Regions from separate parts of the Homo sapiens genome. Here region 1 is linked to region 2. Evidence: chromatin loops called from intact Hi-C (ENCODE). Cell type or tissue: heart left ventricle. All regions are shown on one strand. Each heading gives the region's core, and the rest is flanking DNA. Links, peaks and the distances in the headings are about the cores only.

Region 1 (11,255 bases), core at 3,490-8,489, 48 kb before region 2:
CTTCAAGCTGAAGCCTTGATCTTGAAACCTTTTTATCAAAACATTTAAAAGATGTTGTTTTACTGTCAGTTATAGATATGTAAGGAAAAAATAGTAAAACTAGTATTTTTTTAATACACTATAATTTAAAACATTAGAAATGTTGAGAAGTAATGGGTTTTCTTTGTAAAAAACTTAGCAAGAATGGTTGGAAATGTGCTTGCCTTCTTTTTGTATAATGACACAAAGCCAACATCTTTTCTATGCCTTTGCAAATTGTCATACTTCCTTCTAAATTTGAATCAACTTCCAACGTTCTATTCTTTATGTTTTCTATCTCTGGAAGATTCTTTAATGAAAAGTTTGTTGCTAACGTCCCATCCACTGGGACATGTCACCATACCACCTTCCTCATTTATGTTGATACATTTACCTTGCTAAGTTCCTCTGGTTACATATCTAGAGTCTCTCAAACTGCATCTGTGTCAATATTTCTATAATTAGCTAATTCTTCTATGACTGCACTTATGTTTGATTTGAATTTCATTCACGGCATTATCACTTTTTGTTTCTTTGCTGCACCTGTGTCTTTATTGGCCAATTCCCTTTTTCAGTCATCTTTTTTTTTTTTTTGTAAAATATCATGTGTTTTCACTGAAAAACAAGGAAGAAATGAAACTACTTGCCTTGCTATCTGAACATGAACCAAATAAGAGATGTGCCACAACCGATCACCAACAGACTTTGAAAGTGGTGTGTTTTGTCATTGATCATGATGCACATCTGTTATTTCGGTAGTGATATGTAGACTAAAGAGCTAGTGGTGGCCGGGCGCGGTGGCTCACGCCTGTAATCCCACACTTTGGGATGCCGAGGCGGGCGGATCACGAGGTCAGGAGACCGAGACCATCCTGACTAACACGGTGAAACCCCGTCTCTACTAAAAAAAAAAAATACAAAAAATTAGCCGGGCGTGGTGGCGGGCGCCAGTAGTCCCAGCTACTCAGGAGGCTGAGGCAGGAGGATGGCATGAACCTGGGAGGCGGAGCTTGCAGTGAGCGGAGATCGCGCCACTGCACTCCAGCCTGGGTGACAGAGCGAGACTCTATCTTAAAAAAAAAAAAAAAAAAAAAAAGAGCTAGCGGTGAAGTTGGTGCTTTATGCAATTACAGTTAATATACCATGGTAACTGAAATATGAACTGCGTTGATAGAAACTAGTAATGTTTAACTAAACCGTAATAACTGAAATGTATACATATCAGAACCATGCAAAGAGATTGCCTGTAGTGAAATATCTGCTTAGCTAAATTGTATAACACATCATGGCCCAAGCAACCCTACTTTGGGACCCTTTTACTAAAGAAAACTGTGGCCAGGCACAGTGGCTGACATAATCCTAACACTTTGGAAGGCTGAGGCAGAAGGATCACTTGAGCCCAGGAATTTGAGACCAGCCTGGGCAACATAGTGAGAACTTGTCTCACAAAAAAAAAAAAAAAGAAAAGAAAAAATCCAGGCATGGTGGTGTGCACCTATAATCCCAGTTACTTCAGAGGCTGAGGCAGGAGGATAGTTTGAGCCCAGGAGTCTGAGGCTGCAGTGAGCTAAGATCACACAGCAGCACTTCATCCTGAGTGACAGAGCAAGATTCTACATCTACAAAAAGCAAAAGTAAAAAAAGAAAACAAGTTTTCTATCCTCTAGTCATAAAGAGTCAGCATCTCAAGTGTTCAAGGCAGATTCTAGCAAAGAGAAATACTATGCCTAGCAAAACAGAATTGTTTAATATCTATAATTGAGTAAAATAAAAAGTTTAATAAGCGTAGGACCCAGGTCTGTGTTATACTCTGTATCCCTATTGCCTATTACAATATTTTCCATGTGGTAGACATTAAATAAATGTCTGTTGATAGGATGCATGAATGAATACATTGATAAATATCAATATGATTAAAATTTTGATTAAAAGACTGAAATATAATAAAATTTTGTGTTTAATAAAATGAATAATACATCATAGATTAGAAACTACATTCCTTTTAAGCTTCAAAGACAAAGATATAAAGTTTAAATGAATGGCCGAGTAGCTTCAAAGTTTCCCACTGATTAGAAATACAACATGCTTCATTCAAGATTACATATTTGGAGCTTTATCACAAGACTTATTTTTCTCTCTTTTTCACTTCGAGAGACAGCTCACCATCCCAGAAAACTGACTGAGTGGGCCTCAGACACAGTAACACCTGCTATCTCTTTAGACTGGGAATTGCCAAATGACTTTTAAGCAAAAAGAGCAGATAATACCTCATCGCATTCTCCAACACTGGAGGCCGGCAAAATTGAAGACAAACAGAAAGTGAAAGGAGAGAATGGAAGCCATTGCATCCAGCAGAGAGTTTTCACCATTTCCTTAACGTGGAGGACTCTAAACTGTCAACCCCACTCTATATTGTTCGCTATTCAATTATGCTTAGTGAATTATACTGTGCATAGCATAGGGCTCACATTTCATAAATATATAGATTATGAGAAGCCTAAATGGCTGTTGTCATGAATATTTTGTTGTTTCAAGTGAGCAGAGAAAGAACATAGCGCCTTTTATAGAGTGTTGCATTAACAATAATTAACTATCACATTAGCAATACTTGATAATGTTAAGAAAAAGGTTACATTTGAAACCATGTTTGTTTAAAACCTTCCACATTTCAGTATTATTTTATGACAAATGATATATTTGGCAATTGCTAAATGTCCTGTTTTCATTAATACTGGTGAATGGAGAACATATAAATTCTTTTTTAAAATAAATTTTATTGTATATACTTAATTTACAAAACATGACGTTATGGAATACAAATAGGAAAACGGTTACAATAGTGATGCATAGTAGTTTGCATCTTTTTCTTATCTCTTTGTATTTCATAACATCATGATGATTCCTTATCTTCATCTTACATAGTTACATAGTTTTTTTTATGGCAGGAGCAGCTGTAACCCACTCATTTAGCAAAAATCCCAAATACAATTCAGTAGTCATCCCTTATCTGTGGTTTCACTTTCCAATGGTTGCAGTTTCCCAGGGTCAGCTGCAGTCTGAAAGTATCAAGTGGAAAATTCCAGAAATAAACAATTCATGAGTTTTAAATTCTGTCTTGTTCTGAGCAGTGTGATGAAATTTTGTGCCATCCCATTCCATCCTGCTCAGGAAGTGAATCCTTCCTATATACACTACTCTCTAGTTAGCCACCAACATCATCTGCATCTGACATCCAACCATCAACACCATCATGGCTTCATGATCCAGGATCACCCAAAGCAAATGATTTTGTTTCTGACGAATGATCAGAGAGTCAATAGTAGCCTAATGCTAGGTCACAATGCCTGTGTCATTCACCTCACTTCATGACATCATGTAGAGCATTGTATCATCTCACATCATTACAAGAAAAAACGTGCGTTCAGCACCGTAAGATATTTTTAGAAAAAGAGAGAGACTACATTCATATAACTTTTATTACAGCATATGTATTATCATTGTTTTGTTAATATTAATAATTGTTAATATCTTACTGTGCCTAATTTATAAATTAAACCTTATCATAGGTGTGTATACATAAGGAAAAAATACGTAGCATGTATAGGGTTTGGTACTCTCTGCAATTTCAGAAATCCATTAGGGGTCTTAGAATTTATTCCCCGCAAATAAGAGAAGACTGCTGTACACTACTATTAACTATGGTCCTAAAGTTGTAAAATTTTTATAGTAAATGCTATCAGTGGCACAGCCTTGATTTTGCTGATGACAACACCTGTTAATTACAGGTAAAGTACCAAGTGCCTGTTTTGCAAACCCAAATTCATGAAGTCAAATGAACATCATTGAAAACCCCTGTCGAGTGAGCATCACACCAGTTTCTTTATTTGCTTTCTCTCAGAATTAAACAGTAAAAAGAAAAATGGAAGAAACTACAATCACTGAAGGATCAAATCACTGCCTTTATGTAGTAGTTATCTTCTGAATTCACATTCAGTTTCCATTATTATCTAATAACATGTAAATCCTGCTTTACAGCATTTGAATTTCTTAGCTAGAAATGAATACTTTTGGGAACATGAAAAAGATTAATATTAACAGGAAAAAATTAAGAGATTCTTTGGTTGCAATATACATGCTAAGTTTCCAAGGAGCATACAATTTGTATTCAAATTCTATGAAAGAGTAGTGAAGTACATGGTACTTTCTATTCAAGTAAAATTCTCATATTTAAAAAATAAGCATGTCTACTATTTTAGGCCAATTTTATAAAATATTATGAAGCTTCTTTATGTAGAAAGAAAAGGTTTATTTTAGTGTGTAAGGATAGAATGCCAAAATTGTGTTTACTAGAAATATTGCTGGGCTTTGGAATTTTAAAAATAGTTATTAGGGAATATAGGTAGTAGTAGGTGAATTGGTTAAATTTATGATATCCTTGAATAAGACTGAAGTCCTGTACCATCCTATGTAGTTTGTTATATAGAACCAAAGTGTGGTAACCTGAGGAAACATGAAAGTACGACAGCAAATGATATCACGTGTGGCCTTCCGAGAAAGAACAGCAACATGTAGCCTAACAGTGAATGTGCAGCAATCCGAATAGTTTGCGGTTGAAAAAGCAAGAAACAACTGTCTACCACAATAAGCAAATATTAGTTTTGTAAATGTCCCCAAATAGGAAAGCCCTGTTGATTGCATCTTGTTCTTCTCAGTCATACACACAGTTATTGCTTTGATCATCGTCAGTGGCATCATTTTATAATGAAACAGACATGCTGAGGGTTTGCAAAAGGGATTTGCATCTTAGTGATTTGCATTAAGTAAAACACGCTGCTTGCTTAAACAGCCACATTTATGCCTTTTCACACATTACCCAGTTATTATTCAAGTAAAATACCATATACTGAATAACCGCAGTTCTCTACCAAAATCCTCATTTATCTAAACCTTGAGCTATTATTCATGAACTGTTCTATCATTCTTTTTCCCCCCTGATTTAAATCATTTTTCTAGGAGGAAATGAACAATAACGGGTAGATATACAAAATTTGCCTCAAAGCTATTATAATTTATAAATATAAGAAAACACTATCATTTGATGATTCGATATTATTTGGTCTGCAGAGTATCTGGCAAAGCTTGAAAACCTTAGCTACATTTTCTCTATGATTCTAGGTTTTGTATGTTTCTATGCTAAGGTATAAAACATGACTGCTTAAATTTAAGGGCAGCAGGACAAACCAACTGTTCACACATTTCTTTCTCAAAACCTTCTTGTCCTTCACAGTGGCAGAAGTATTCTGACTCACTAATGGTGGGTGAAACTACCCTAGTGCAGTGACTAGAAATGAATTGGTTTAAGTTTCATCCCATTGGAGGCATGTTCAAAAATGTATAAAAAGTGATACATACAGATGGTTAATTTTTTAAAAAAAGATTCTAACAGCACAAGAGGATAAAAGATGAAGTAAAATGTTCTCCCCTAAGGCTGTTCCAAGTCTTACTATCCAACTGGGAGTCTTCCCAAAAACCTTTCCAGGCATATACAGATATCTCTCTATGAATGATAAGGGATTTCTTACTATTGGTTCAAGTCTTTTAAAATCTGTATCAATTTCCTGTTTTTGGTTGTAAGAAATTACCACAAGTATAGTGGCTTAGAGAATAAACAAATGCATTACCATAAAGTTCTTGAAGTCAGAGGTCTAAAATGAGTTGGCAGAGCTTTATGGGAGAAACAATTTCTTTATCTTTTTCAGCTTCTAGAGGCTGACTGCATTCCTTGCGAGTAGCCCCATATCCCTCTGACCTCTTTCAGAAGAGTCACATGTCCTCTGACTCTGATCTCCTGCCTTCCTCTTTTAAAGACCGTAGCGATTACTTTGGGACTACCCGGATAATGTAGAATAATCACTTTATCTCAAGATCCTTAATATGATCTGCAAAGTTCCCTTTGCCAAGCAAGGTAATTTGTTCACAGGTTTCAGGAATTATAACACAGACATCTTTGGAGGGCCCTTATTCTTCCCACCACGGTATCCCTCAGTAAAGCTTTTATTTTCATTCAGATCCTATACTTTTCTTATTTTGTTTATTCCTAATTATGTTATCTATCTTTGCCATTGTTGTTATTGCTGACTATTGTTCATACCTAGAGTTTCATCTAAAATGGGTTCTTTGGAAACTTGGAAAACATTATTTTTCTCTAGTGACAGGGCTTTCTAAAGATCCTCAATTAAATGCAGGAAATGAGCTGTCCACACCGAGAACTCCTAAATCCAAAGAACTATTTCCTGGAAATATCTGTCCTTTTATCATCATTTGGACTTGTCAGCATCAATTGATGGTTTCCTCCTGCTTGAGAAGCTTTTTTTCACTTGTTCTCAAAAGGCCTTTCTCTCTTGATTCTCTCTGCTTCCCTTGTTGCTCCTTCTCGGTATCCCTTGTCATTCTACCACATCCTATCTACATTTGTGTGTACAGTATTTGTATTGTTAATCTTCTCTGGGTGTATTTATTCTCTGAGTAATCTCCAGTCTCAAGCCTTTAAATACCACCTCTGTTCAGAAAACTTCTAAATTTATGTATCCAGCTCCAAACTCTTCCCTTAATCCCAAATTTGACAATTCAGTCTCTCTCTCTTTCTTTTTTTTTAACAATCTCTTCATAAATATCTAATTGGCATTTTAAACTCACATGTCCAAAGCAGAATTTTTGAACTTCTTTACCACCACCCCTACTAAATAATCCTCTTCCCTCCCTAGTCTTCTCCAGATCAATATGACAACCTCTTTCACCCTCCTGATTAGGAAATAAACACACACTCGCGTGTGCATACACACAAGACATATTTGCCTCTTCTTTTCTCACATCCCCTTCCAATTCAACATCAAATGTTGATAGTTCTACCTTTAAAAATATTCAAGGCCTCACCATGTTTTAACCACCTCTAATCACTAACATGCTAGTGCAAGAGACCATTATCAATCACTTGGATTATTGAAATATATTCCTTTTTGTGTTCACTCACTTATGTCACTCAGAGTGGCTCTTTCAAAAAGTTTAATAGATCATATCACTTCTCTGTTGAAAACTCTCTGGCTTCTAATTTATTCAGACTAAAAATTCTCCACATTTCGATATTTTGGTAGATTTGGTAGATTGAGAGGATGGACATTTTCTGCTTAGATGGCTACAGGGAATGTGGTGTTTTTGAAGAGGGAAGTTTTCTACTTAATCTAGATAGTAAAGGTAGTATCCTGTGAAGAGGTTTAACATGTAAATGAATGATCTGTTAGGCAGAGTGGAAATGACCGATGGGTCAGAGAAGAAATTGGGAACTTGTGCTTGGATTGTGACCTACGATATCAAGAACATGAAATCTGGTGGAAGTGACATTTCTGAGAATCCAAATTTAACACTGGTTTCAGTTTAGACTAAGGCTTCATAGATTCAGATTTAGGCTAAAAGATTTAAGGCAGGGTTGTTGGTATACTAAGGGGAAGCCCTGGGGACCAGCATATTAATGGCAGTAGGAAAAATAGAGAACCCCAGATAGAAGTAAAAACCAAGGAGACAGAATTGGTAACAATGAATACAGCAACCCCTTTCTATCTGCTGATTCTCCAATCAATGCCAACTGATGGAAGTTCTTAGATTCATTTTATTTAAAGGGGTCACTTCACTTCTAAAATGAACTATTCTTATTCATTTATTTATCCTTTGAATTCCTGTCACCTCCATGGTCCTTCCAAATCCCTTTCTCCATATCAATTTTTTATTAAAGTTTTTTTATTTTAGTAACAATTTGTTAATGAAACTTCATTTCTTCAATAAACAGGGGTTAAACAAGACAGTAAGACTTCTTCCGCTTTGGTGTTTTTTAAGGCAGCTACATAACCTCAGTACTTTGTAAGGCCACAATGTTCTGTCTCATGTGTAAGAATGTATTTTGGTCATTTCATAAGCTTTTAAGTCATTAGTACATTAGGACAGTTCAATTTCTCATGACTCATATTCACAAAAAGATCAATTATTGTTAATATCTTTAACCCCATCTCCTGGACAGTAAGGGCAAGGTTTTCCGTGGCAAAATATTTTTACTTTTGTGCGATAGTGTCATGTTTCAATATTCCATATAATTATCTTTGGCTAGAGATGTCATTTCACTTGTATCCTTTTATGACCTTTCTTAATTATGATCTTAAAATAAATGTGTTACAGAGACACCATCAGAAAAATTACCTGTATAATGATGCCTTAGGTCTGCAAAGTGGTGTGTGGTTTTTTTTTTTGTTTTTTTTTTTTTGGTGTACAAACCATCTATACCCACATTATCTCTTTGGTCATCAGAAGAACACGGTAGGCTACACCTGGATCATCACACCTGCTTAAAGAGAAAAAATAGTAATCAACAATGTTTAGTAGCTTGGTGATAAGTATCAGCAACAATTCCAGAACACAGACCTTCTGATTCCTAGTCTATGGTTCTTTTCATTTTGTGATACAATGGTCATTAAGGAGTTACACAGGCAAATCCAGGAGAATATATAATTTAGAATATGGATAATTACATTGTATTATAACTGTTATGATATTCATGTTTTTGCCCAATGGAGAGTCCTTTTAAGTTGATACCCAATCAAAAAATTTTACCTTGTCATAATGAAACAGAGGATAAAATTTCTTCCCAGGGAAGCCGTGCTGAAAGACCAGAGAACACTGGGACATCTGATGAAAGAACAGACATCACTCAGAGCAGAGACAACCAATCAGAGTGTTCGTAAATAAAACTGTTGACAGGTATTTTGCAGGGCATAGGGAAGAAAATCGGAGCCCCACAGACAATACAATAGGTAATGACTCTGTATTTTAATGAACCTTGTGTAATCGTAGAAGTGGAAACCAGGTATTTTCTACAGAGTATTAAATAAGCTTTCTGCTAAAAGTAAATGGCATTCAAGCACAGACATGTGTGACAGAAGAACAGTGGAGAACACACACACAAATCAGCAGCAGCAACAAAAGAACAGAAAAATAGGTACCAGATACAAACAGAAACAAAGAGTTTAACCTCACGTGGTTAAGAAGTTTCTCCAATTCCTAGAGAATGGAAATCCACAGCTGTTGGTAATTTAAATATATATGATATTCAATATATATTTATATTTAACATATCATATTTATCATATATATTATGTATACAGAGAGAGTAGTGATTTATACGTGTACATTAATTACGTGTTTGCGATTAGATGAGATAATTCAGCAGAGGATTTGCTATATAACACCCACTTGAACATTAAGTTCCCTTAATTTAGGATCCTATGTGCAAGTTGTGCTCTGCAAATCTCTGAGGGGCACCATTCACATAGACTGTGCTAGGCATAGACTATATAGTGAATGGCCCCCATCTGCTTAACTGTATTTCAGCTGCTCTTATGAATGTATGCCTTATCTCATCATCCTCTGCTCAAATTAACTTTGTGTGTGTTGGAGAGTGTGTATTTTCTCATCCTTGTTTCAGCTCAGTTGTCATCTCAGAAAGACTTTTTCAAAACACTTGATTTAGTATCCTCTCCAACCACGTTCAGTCTGTACTTTCTTACTCAATTACATTGTCCTTGAAGGACTTCCCATTACCTGAAATTTTCCTATTCATTTATTTGTGGTTATTGTGATTTTCCTGCCCCATTAAAGTCCAAACCTCTGTGAATGAGCAACAGCTGAGGTAAAGTCCTTGCCACGTAATAGGTACTCAACAAATATTTAAATATCAGTGAAATGAATGAATACAATATCAAATAATGTTTTGAAGATTAATGACATAATGAAGGTAATCTATCTGGAACAAAGTGTCTGAAATTTACTAAGAAATCTATGATTTTTGTTTTTTGTTTTGGTTTTGGGTTATTTTTGGCCATGTTCTGACATTGATATCACCTCTTTATATACAAGCTCAATTCTTTAGCCCTCTTTTCCTTCATCATGTTTTCCTGGAAAAAAAAAATTCCAGTTCCGGTTAAATCCAACTCTTCACATACCCCTCCCTGCTGCACCTACACATCTGAATGTGGCTGGAGAAAATCACACCATCTTGTGGCTTGGTCTTTTTAAAAATTCATTACTTAAATGCAAATAGGGCCCTTGAGCTGCTTTCTCTAGTTCATTTCCTCTCTCTTCTACTCCTCCTAAATGATTTAATTTCTTTTTGTCTCCTAAGAGCACCACCACTAATTCTTTCCTTAGTTGATAATCTCTTTTTATTGAGAAAATAAAAGTAATCAAAAATTCCGCAAGCTTCACTAAGACATTACCTATCTCCATCTGGGCTGGGTTACACTTTATGGCTGTGGGACCAGCGCAATCACCTATGGACCCATGCTTAGAAGGGACTACACTCACTTCATGGCTGTGGGACAAGTGCAATCACATAGGGACCCATACTCAGAAGGCACTGCACTCAGGGTTTAATCCTCTGTGGATCCCGTCTTAAAATAACAATTCTTAACACTTTTGTCTTTGAATTCGTGTTTTGTGTGAAGTCCAATATGACAACAGAGCACCCTTGAGGGACTTGGAAACAGCTCACAGGTCCTGCCTCGTACTGCTTCTCTGCCTGACCCAGATGGGTTCTTGTTCACTCAATCTCTGCCCCAGCCTTCCCCTCCCCTGACACCCTCCACATAGGGTTGCAGGTTGGGTTGGACTGGTGGTCTGAATTCTGCTGTCACCCTCCATGCCCGGAAGAAGACCTGGGCCCTAGTGCAGGGTGGGTCAGGGTCAGGCACACCCCTGTGGGCATCTCGGAGCAAGGCAAGGAAAGCTGGTGTGGCAGCTGGACAGTTCATGCAACAGGCATCTAGGCAGGGGCCTCTCGCCCACTTCTGATCCAAGTCCTGAGTACATCTTGGGGAAAAGATGTAGTCTCTTCAGGGGTTACCCATTGTGAGGGTTAATTTTATGTGTCAACTTGGTGGGACCAAAATGCCCAGATATGTTGTCAAACATTATTCTGAATGTTTCTATAAGGGTATTTTTGATGCAATTAGCATTTAAATTGGTAGATTTTTAAAGCAGATTGCCCTCCATAATATGCGTGCGTGGACCTCTTCCAATTAGTTGAAGGCTTCAATACAACAAAAGACTGACCCATCACAAGTGAGAGGGGATTCTGCCAGCAGATTACCTTCGGACTTGAACTGCAGCGTCAGTTCTTTCCAGGTTTCCAGCCTGGG
Region 2 (11,255 bases), core at 2,309-7,308:
CATTATAATGCCTACCCATCTACCTTGTTTATTTACAAGCAATGGAAAAGCAGAAACTATCTCTTACTCACTTTGGAATCCATCCCAATACATGGCAGAGTAACTTCATCACTGCAGGTATTAAATAAATGTTTATGAGAGAATAAAACGTTCAAACAAAACTCTAGTAACAAATATCACCTAGTTCGTACAATGTTCAAATTTATGCTCCTTGAGAATAGGATCACTATCTCATGACCCAGATGCATATAGTAGGCACTCATTAAATATATTTATCAAACTCTACTGTTGACTGTGTGGACGCAATGCTGGATGATGACATCTTTCTGTGACCAATCCTCAATGGTTTGAGATGTGCCAGATTATCTCTGATTAGGACAACCACTGACAGACTAGCAGGCTGTTGGCGTTTTAAAAAAACAAACAATCAAATTTCACCTGTTGATTAATTTAAAAACTGTGTATAGATTTTGGCTTATGAACGAGTCAATGAATTCATTGTTCAAGGAAAACATTATACCTTAAACGTAAATGTAGCAGTGATATTAATATAACTCCCGGTAATAAGTTTTCTTCATTTCAAATTAAATTAATGTCATACATCAATGGCATTACGTATTTACCTCTACATATTAGACTTTTGATGCTACTGCCTGATGAAGCACTAAATTGCCTATAACATACCAATAAGAGGCAAAAGGACTCCCTCCTCTCGTTTAAAAAAAAAAGGACTTTTTTTTTTTTTTACCTTTTTATTTTTCTTAGAAAAAGGGTCTCATTCTGTTGCCCAGGCTGGGGTGCAGTAGTGTGACCACAGCTCATTGTAACCTTGAACGCCTGGACTCAAGCAATCCTCTCATCTCAGCCTCCCAAGCAGCTGGGACTACAGGCACGTGGGACTACAGGCACGTGCCACTACATCTGGCTAATCTTTCTATTTTTTGTGGAGATGGGGCCTGGCTATGTTGCCCAGGCTGGTCTCAAACTCCTGGCCTCAAGTAAACCTCCCACCTTGGCCTCCCAAACTGTTGGGATTATAGGCATGAGAGGCATGAACCACTGTGCCCAGCCACTTTAATGTTCTTTTAACAAGAATTTCCTACAGAAAACACAAACCAACAAAGAAATTAATTCCAATAAATACATTGTCGTAGAGATTGTGATATATATAGTTAAAAAACCACTTTTGTTACCTATCAATATATGTTTATCTACTTATTTCTAGATCTATAATTGAATAATTATACTAAAACTATAAAAATACATGTTTATTTAAATTAATAGTAAACACTGTTATCTTTAATTTATGAGGGACCTGCAGGTCTTCGTTCAATAAATTTCCAAATGGCAAATACTATTGTGTACATACATTCATTACAAATAAGTTTAACTTCAGTTCTATGTGTAGCAAGTTTCAAACAGGATGACAGAGTCATCATTGTGCTATGAGAAAAGTTACAAGTTTTTCACAACTTCTACAAGTGATTCTATGTTGACCAAATTATTTTCTGGAAGCTAACTACATCCTTTTAAAGGATAAGTTAATTCAAAGACTTAGGATTGTATTCATTCATTCTTAGACCCTAGCCAACAATTTACATTGATATTGCCTCAATGACAAAGAACACCTGGTACAAAAGTGACTCGCATGACCTACTGAATCATATTATTCATCATATTCCCAGTCAATGGCCTCTCAGCACCTACTCTGGATAGGTCAGCAAGCTTCTAATCAAAACAGCTTTGACTGGTGCTTTTGCCTAATTTCCTGAGTTCTGATGATCCCCTGGCTCAATTCAGCTTATTCATGATCCTATTTATATTTATAATTGTGTACAGGCTGCTTGTAACTGCAATCCTGCTTAGTTGTTCTTCTCTTGACTTACTTTCTTGAATCAATCCTTTCTTCTAACTTTGTGGCAGGTCAGTTGTTACCGATAGCCTTTCCTTGTAACACCTAAGCAAGAACAAGAGAGAAATTAGATGGCCCCTTCTACAACGGCTTTGTGCCTTTTTGGAACATGTAACTGTGGATGATACTTACTTAGTGTAAAATTGCTGTCCAAAATTTTTTGAAGAAAGAGAAGATGCAGCACAATTTGTGGTAATAGAAACAATGTAGTTTTGAGTCTAAAATTCAGATTTTTCTCCATTCCATGTGGTTAGACCTCTCTATTATATTCGAATGGAGATAAAACTCTTAATTATTTTCATTCTAGAAATGATGTTTAATAAAGCATATTACACATAGTGGATGCTAAGTAAATATTTCTTACCAATCGTTTTAGAAAAGCAGTTTAATTTCCCTTGCTTTAAAATAACAGAAATGAATCATTCTGGCAATGTGGGAAAATTCAGGATAGAGTATGACTATATTTTTGTGTGTACATATATATGTGTGTATATGTATCTTTATATATACATTTATAGAGAACCATTGAAATTATAGATGTTTCAAATGGCCCCAAAATGCAATGAGGAGGAGATACCTAGACAGACAATAAAGATAGTTTAGCACTTTAAATTTGGATAACTTCATTGATAAAGGCTATCACACAAGCAACATGCAACTAAAACTGTAAGATATATTTACAACATTTAAAAAATGTAAATGAAAAAAGAAGTATATCCATTTCCACGACTGTGCAGTCTGTTATTAAAACTTTTATTTTAAATATATGCACATAAAATATTGAATGCATTAAATTGTAAAACCACATCTCCTTAGTAAGAAGATGAAATAAATGCCATCTTGAGTATTCATTGGACACTGGAGAAAAAACTGAGGATGCTTCTTTCATTCCTTAAAACATTTGAGTATTTTAAGAAAGTAGATAATTTATATATAATTTTAAAGGGTAGGCTCCTTCTATTAATGAACAGCTAAGAATGATTAGTTGTTCCTTCTTTTATTCATTCAAAAAGTATTTATTGAACATATATTCTGCTAGGTGCTCTGCTCTGCTCTAAGCATAAAGACGACTAATGCAAGGTGCTATGCCAAGAATATTCTATATAGATTAATTCAAGCTCACACCCTGAGTAACTGTAGATTGCTGAGATATAAAAGGCCCCAAATTGGATGATGAATGAATTAATAAATGAATGGCATTCTCCTGACTGATAGTAATATATTATTTCTCTATAGCATGGACACATGCATTACTGCTGAATATAATGAATACTTTATGTAGCTACTGATAGATTGATAAGCAAATTTAAAAAATTCTCTCTTAGCATTCATTCATTCAACATTCATTTATTCATTTTATTTTGGTGTGACTGTAGTCAACTTTCTCCTGCTCTCCCTCTAGCCCCACCCCACACCATCTACCACATAAACATACACACATGTAATATCTAATATATAGTCTGCACAGAATGAACATTCTGTGAATCTTTGCTCCAATGAAGGAAGAATTTCTTCTTACGACTAAATAATGAATATTGCAAATGCTGGAGGCAGGGAGGGGGGGTGGGGGAGGGGTGGTGGTGGACGTGTAGTTTTTTTAAAAGTGCCTCCTGGTAGCCAGGGGATAGTTTAAACATTAGGAAAATTTTGTACAATAAGATTTAAGTTGAAAATCTAAGGTACAGGAACGCACTTAAAATGAAAAAACAAACAAAAAAGCAGGATTTTTTCCATTAAACTTACCCTTTCCCTTCCTTTTTCCTGAAAAACACAATGAGCAGACCTACAATGGAAATCCAAATTTCAACAAGTGTTATTACGAGTGCTGTACATTTTTATGCAACATATTTTATCTATTATAAAAGTAATGATATATGTGAATCTTCTGAAATTGCTATATAAATTATGAAATATAGCCAGAGAAAAAATATTTTAACATGGAATATTATTTGACAAGAAATCTGATATTGACAGCATGAGACTTTTGTCATACCTAATTACTATATTTACTCATTCTCTTTTGTATTAGTTGTATCTCCCACCATCAGAATTTCCAGGCTGAAACACAGAACTTTAATCTCTGAGTAAAAAGTGTGAAAAATAAAAGTTCTTTATTAAACTATGGCAACTTATAAAAAATAATATCTTTTTAAAGGTTTACTGGAATTTTCTTATAAACTCTTCTATATCTGACACCTAGACAAATGAAACCTTCTGAATAGATTTTAAGTATTTTAAGAAAGTAGATAGTTCTCAAGAATAATAGGAGGAACTGCAGGGAATTCAAAGGATATTAAAAGTCTGACTTGTACATTTAAATAAGGTTTCTTTGTTTGAATAATTTTTTGCTTTATGAAAATACACATCATTCTTTTCACAAAGGATGACAATCACACAAAAGAATAAAATATATGTAATTCTTTTTCCTCCTGCAATGATACAATATCAACTATTGTCTGTTTTGCTGTGATCGTGGAACAGCAGCATGATTCCATGTTCTCAAATATTCCCATGGTTTGTTCTTAAAGCCAGAATCTGGCACAATTTGAATTGGAAAGATAAATACAGCTCTGCTCAGCTGACAAACACACAGGCATGCACCACCCTCCCTTCCAAATTCTAACAGCAGAGTTTCTCTTCCCTTGAGAAATCTGAAATCTAAAATTGCATTCGGACTGCAAAATTCTGCTGAAAGAGCCTTAGGCTATTTTCCATGGTCTAAGGTAAAATCGTTTTGGCTTTGGTCCAACACAACGCCTCAGTTCCTTTAAAAGATTAACTAAAGGTCTGTGAACTTGGAAAAAAGAATTCCCGTTTCTGGAATTCGAGTTCTATGGATGTTTGTTATTGCTCGCATTTGTTATATGAAGACACCTCGCAAACAGGAGCGCAAACCTTAGAGCGCAGCTGCCTCCCGGGCTCGGGTCAGCGCTGGACCGCGCGGCAGCTGGACGGCCTGAGTGGCGCCCCGCGGGCTGCGCCCCCGGCCTCGCCAGAGACCCGCTAGGGTTGAGCCCTGACCCGGGCACCCCGCGGGCTGCTGTTCCCAGCTCCGGATGCCAGCCGGGCTGCAGCCAGAGCGCGTCCAGCCGGGGGCAGCGCTTTGTCCATCCCCCGCCCCATCCCCAGGAGGCTCCTTCGCGGATCCCCGACACTCTCCTCCCGGGTTCGGCCCGCGCCTGCTCCACCCGGGTGAGTTGGGAACCGGAGGGACCTGCTCGGCACGAAAGAATTCAGCCCAGTACCCTCTCCGCTGTCTCTTCACTCCTGACAAGTGCCTGTTCCGCCACCCTAATCCCCATTTTTCCAGCCGCGCTCCCTTCACCTTCCCCACCCCGCTCTCTTGGGACCCCCGACAACGCCCTGGCACCAGAGACGGGTGCGGGCTCCCAGGGACCTGCGCAGACTCGCAGCCCGCGCGGGGACCCGCCACGGCCCCTCGGTGCAGGCCTACCCGGCGCGAAAGGGGTTGGCAGGGAGGGGCGGGAGCCCGTACCTCGGGGCGCCCCGGCCGCTGCAGGCCCTGGGCTCCCGGGAGCGCGGCCCAGCGCGATCGCTCCTGCACCCCGGCGGTGGCGGCAGCAGCGGGAGCAGGACCTGGAGGCGGCGGTGGGGAAGAGGGGGCGGGGGTTTAACGGCGTCTCGAGAACACGTGACTGTTCCGGGGACCCCCGAGACCCTGCTCCAAGGCGCCTGCTCCGCGCCAGCCTCTTCCAAAGCCGGGGGCCGGGGGCGTCCCAGACCTACGCCGCTGTTTGGGCGCTCTAGGGAGAAGCCACAGGGCCCCGGGATGTCGTCCCTTCACCCTGGCCTCGGGTCCCAGGCCGACCAAGTTAACTTGATGGGCAAATCGAGTTTTGCCGGTCCAGCCCTCAACCCTGTGTAGTGAACTCTGAGAAGTCTTGGACTGGTGTGAGGATGGCTGTGCCCCTAAGTTCTTAGTATTCCTGAGAACAAGCTTCGACTCTCAGGTTTTATCTTTGTTTGGGGTGGGGGACGGTGGGGGGTGGTGTGGTGATAGAAAGAAAGAAAGAAAAAAGACAAAACACTGCTCTTCCTTTGCACCTCTTTGAAGTAAGGAAGAGTGGAGGTGGGGAGGCTGACCCAATGTTCAGGAGAGGCAACAGCGTCTGCGGTAATGAGCCCAGCAGAATAGAAGGGAAGTTTCCCCACTCCAAGGAGTGGCAGCTGTGGGTGTGGGCAAGTGGCAGGAGCAGGGGAGTGAAGCTGAAATGAAATCAACGCTGCTCAAGACTATATTCAATAGCAAAGAGAAGACGAAGGGCTAAAAACGAATTGTCACAGGTTAAAAAAAAAAAAAGACGGGAAAAAAGCCCACACAAAAGAAGAAGAGAAAACCTGTCCTTCTGTTCCTTCCCAACATGATTTCCATCCCTAATGTTTCCAAATCTGTATTGCGCAGGTTTGCTTTATTTTTAGCTAATCATTAGGTGGCAGGTACTTTAGGCGCGCGCGCGTGTGTGTGTGTGTGTGTGTGTGTGTGTGTGTGTGTGTCTGTGAGAGAGAGAGAGAGAGAGAAGGAGAGAAGGGAGAAAAGAGACATTGGGTAGATGTCCATGTGTCTTTGGACATAGCTTTACCATGAGAAAGGGTGTAGTTATTGTACCCTTTAATACTGAGAACTATTATGTAACAGACAGCATCTCCTGCTGAGTAGAGTCGTGTGGGATAAACCGAAGAGAACTGTACCCCTTGGGAGCAATGTGACTTGTAATTCTAACATCTGGGGCAGACATCACTGTTACAGAAGAGGTCAAAGAAAATTTTTTGTGTCCCCTTTCTGCTGGATTTCAGCATTCAATACTCAGGGGATCTGTATAGATTGCTATTTCATCAGTCAAAGAGTCATCCAAGAGCTTTTAAAGAACTCAAGTAAACACAGTTCCTGTTTTATTCTTCTGTGTGTTATTTCTGAAATATTAATATATTCTCCCCAAAAGCTTAACAGAATAGGCCGTCTGAGCAGGCACCTGGGATTCTGCAGTAAGGAGTAGGGGATGAAAGTGTCAAGAAGGGATGACCTTGAGAAAATAAGGCTTGTTTTTTAGACTTTCTTAACTCCACTGTCTCTGCGGTTAATGCAGTACACATTGCCACATAAATTTCTATCTTTCCATCTCTTGCACAGTCATAACATGTACACTTCAAATACACATTGTCTTTAAAACAAATTCCAAGTGAACCCCATTGTGACTTTCAAAACACTAGTCTATGCTACAGGCTTTTGCATATTAAAAGTATTAAAAAATCTTATTTTTTATTTTCCACAAATTTGTTTTCTATTTTGATGATATGAACCTTTAGGTTGAAGTCACTGTTATTAGAGTATTGAAAATAAAAGGCTACCTGCCACTGATACAAAGATTCTAATTAACCTGGCTATTTTCCCTTCCCACTGCACCCACAAACAAGCAAGTCTCAAAAACAGGAGTTGGCATTTCTTCTTTAAATACACGTGACAATACACAGTATTAAGAACACTTGGAGTGGACAAGTTATTAAGAGTTTTTTTGAGGAAATTATAAATTTACAAATTTAAGCAATATGCTACATAAAGAGGAAGATATGAAGATAAGTGTGTTTTTACCTTTAAATTTCCCAGGGGGGATTTGAGACTGATCATCATTACTCTTTGTAGAACATAATAATTTTATTTTTATTTTATGGAGTAACATCTTAGCGAAGGGGAATACCAGAACAGAAGTAGTAATGTCCACCTCTGTTTTATGTATTTTTCCTACTCACTATTTATAAAATGCTCATTTGGGAAATTAAGTTGGATTTTATGCATGTTACAAAATTAAACTGGCTATTGCCCTGTTATTACAGTTCATTATCAGTTATGAAAGAAAGCTTATCTGTAAAGGTAAAAGTTAAAGGTGACTTGGGACTCCTAAGACAAATTATTGAACGATAAAACAGTCACCCAACAATTCCTGGGGTAGTATTTTGCTGAGGAACATGGCTGTGGTTCTTGTCAAAGCTACTGCTGCATTTTAATAACAGCTACTATTTGTGGAAAGCAATTACTAAAGTGTTTTGGTATAATCTCAAATGATATTTGACTTTGATATATTAGTTATAGAACAAGTAGAGGTAAATAAACTAGAGAAAACAGTATTATTTTACTTTATGCATTTATTTCTCTGAGAATTTCGTTGTATTCCTTAAGGGTAAATGTTTCTTCATCCACTTTTTCTATCACGGTAAATTTAAATCCTTAATACTTAAAAGATGTGTTATCAAAAATATTTTATGATGCTCTATGCTGCATTGATTTCTTTGGAATAGTAATAATTTGTCACATAAATCAATATTTAGGACTTCAAATGAGGAGCCAACTTCTTATTATGAAATACATGATTTTTTTTTGAACAAAAAAAAAACCCAAAAGCTATTGAAAAGAAGTTTAGCCCAAAGTATTGTGTGCATTGAGTCCATTTCCCAGGCAACTTAACGATAATTGTGAGGTCCTACGGGGGCATCATTAACATTGTATTGACTTCTGATAAACACTGTGCTCCTTAAGCAACACTTTATTTATCCTTTTGATGCCCTAATGATTATACCATAAAACAGTGACTGACTTTCAGAGAGAATGTATAATTATTTTTACTAGCAAATACTCATGTTAAAAATACATACACACATAGATATGATACAGATGTATTTTATATGTTCATGTATTACATACATATTTTTATAATAGACACTTATCAGAACACCTGAGTTGTAGCCAGGCTTGATCTCAAATTAATGGTGTGGCTTTAGATAGGCACTTGATTTTTCAGTCTTCGTTTTCTTTATAAAATGAAATATTTTGAATCGAAGATCTGGAGTCCCCTTTGAGACCTGACTACTTATGACTTTATGCCATTAATTAGCATGCATTACAAACATATGTGTAGAAAAATCATATTTTTAGATCTTCAGAAAAATTTGATAGCCATAGGCATTGTTTATTTTCCCTCTATATTAAAATTTACAAAGAAAATACTGATGCTAAAGTTTTCCATTATTATTGGCACATTCTCTTCTCTGCAGCTAGTATTAACTATATTTCATGTATTCATTTCAAAAAGTTATGGCTGTCTTACATATCAGTACTTCATTCTTTAATTACATTGTTTTTCAGTTTTGCAGCACAAATATATATATATATATATGTACAAGAAGAGAGCATGGATTCCTTTGAAAATATAACATTTTATTATGTCAATCCATATATAGGCCATACAATTATTTCCTTTTGTAGTTTAAAACTCCTCTGAGAAAAGATAAGTATCCTGTAATATTTTTAAAAATGTTTCCATTTCCTATCTATTTTTTGTAGTTAATATTTTAAATCTAATTATAAGTCTAAATATAGCTTTACTATATTTAAGTGGAAATGAAAGGGAAACGGTTTGTTTATATTTGGTATATTGGTTTGTTTTAATCTTTAAAAAGAATGTTTACAGAACTGTTCAAAGCATAAGCTCAGGACCAAAAGTTGAATGATATGCCTTTTAAAATGTATGTTACCACATTCTTAGTCTTATTCTCACACGTAATACAGCTATTAAAATATGTTATTGAACAGGTAGAAAAAAATATGAGACCGTTCCTCAAGTAGACATTATAAGCATTTTCAAAGGAAGTAGGGTCCATATTCAAGTTTATACCTAATAGAGGAGGCAGAGCTAACACATAAGAATATCCAAAAATATGAGGCAGATCATCAGAAGGAGTGTATTAGTAAGCAGACTATGCATAAAATGTATATGCATAAAGTAGCAATCATCCATCATAGCTGCAAATGCTGAAGACACTTTTTTAATGTTTGAGATGAACAAATGGGCTTGATTTGTGATATTCAAAAATTTTTGTAGTCCTACCCTATTCCTAGTTTTTCAATCTTTCAACAAAACTTCTTCAGTATCTTATAATGTGTTAGATGCCCTTCCAGGCTCCTAAGTTTAAGAGATGAAAAAAAAACAGTCACTGTCAGTAAGAAATCAGAGTATAGTTGTAGATATGTGCAGCTACATAATTAATGGCAATACAATGTGATAAGTTCTGCAATTGAAATAAACTCTAGGTTTATTTCTTATTTATATTCCTGGGTAATTCATTCTTAAAAATAAACTGGGGATGTAACAGAGGGCTTTATACCTGAGAAGACACTTGAACTGAAATGTAAAGGGTTGGTAAGAGTTAAACAGGCAGATGGAGGGGATGGAGAATCGAGAAGTGTTGTAATAGCATGAAGGTGAGAGAGTATGAGGCATTCAGAATCATGTAAATGGTTTCGTATGACTGCAGTGTATAGGGTAGAGGATGATACTGAAAATGTTGATTAAAAAGGATGTCTTTGGCCCTTCACTTGAGACACCTGGATGGAAAGCAGCTAAAAGATTTAAACTGGGAAGCTGTATGACTGGATGGCTGTGAAAGAAACTGATGGATTTAGACCATTTAGAAAAGAAATAAGTAGAGCTTGATAGAGGTGAAAGAACACACGTGAGAGATACTTAGGAGATAAAATCAGTGGCAATCTGAGACCAGTTGGATTTGTGAGTGAGAGTGAGAGACGGGAATACATGGGACAATTCTTAGGTTCTGGCTTGAGGGAGAAGAATGATGCTACTGATCAGGTCCATAAGCAGAGAAGCACAATGTCCAAGGAAACCTGAGAGGGATCTGTACTTTTGGTAAAGATTGAGGGTTGGGTACATGCAAGCATGTAGTTGATAGCAGAGGGTGTATTTGTGTGTTAAGAATGAAAAAAGGAGAAGATTAAGATTGGGATCTCTGGTGGATTCTGGTAATTTGGGGGTTGGTCAAGGAAGAAACAAGACCACTAAAAGCACAAGTTTATTTGGGTGGCACTTGCAGGAGGTTGCATGACAGGAGTAGTCCCTCCTAGCAAGAGAACTTCTAGAGACAATGATGTGGGGTACCACCTAGAAGGGGCAGAAGGGGAAAGTAGAGAGGAGACTTACATGTGTGGGTGATGTCACTCAGCAACAAACGGGGGAGCCTCTGGGTCAGAGTCCTCTGAAGGGAGCTGTGGTTTGGTGTCTTTCACAGCTACAAGATTTGTCTTATGTATCGTTAGCAGATGTTGGGTGGAGTTTCATGGGGCATTTAAGAAGGTAGGCTCTAAATGGGCTAAAATTAATTTATTTTTGACTATATTTAGAGCAATTAGATGCGTGAGATTTTGAGGTGGTGCTGGCAGGCTTTGGGCTAAGGGCCTTATCCTGCTGTGAAGAAGCAAACAGTATGGGGACCATTTTAGGCCATCACCCATGGGCCATCTCTCACCCATCTACATAAC

What was found. Peaks named below come from ENCODE experiments on the same cell type or tissue, not always from the same donor. Only the 100,000 strongest peaks of a DNase experiment are listed, where the experiment ranks them.
Region 1: a loop joins it to region 2, with 2.0 times the contacts of the local background. A loop is called at or near these places in 2 of 110 quality-filtered maps.

Annotation. Positions count from the first base shown.
Region 1 is chr4:163,387,052-163,398,306 of GRCh38, reverse strand. No RefSeq gene overlaps it. Among named protein-coding and RNA genes, the nearest start is that of NPY5R, 49 kb to the right of the region's middle. In heart left ventricle, for the core only: no CTCF peak of the experiment used is centred there; no DNase peak of the experiment used is centred there; H3K27ac peaks cover 478 bases.
Region 2 is chr4:163,338,154-163,349,408 of GRCh38, reverse strand. It overlaps NPY5R (neuropeptide Y receptor Y5), which reads right to left and starts at 5,517. Exons shown (of 4, transcript NM_006174.4): 1 at 5,409-5,517; 2 at 3,656-3,695; 3 at 1,887-1,957. It also overlaps a transcript of NPY1R not described here. In heart left ventricle, for the core only: no CTCF peak of the experiment used is centred there; a DNase peak (open chromatin) is centred at 5,068; H3K4me3 peaks cover 2,302 bases; H3K27ac peaks cover 1,071 bases; H3K27me3 peaks cover 4,290 bases.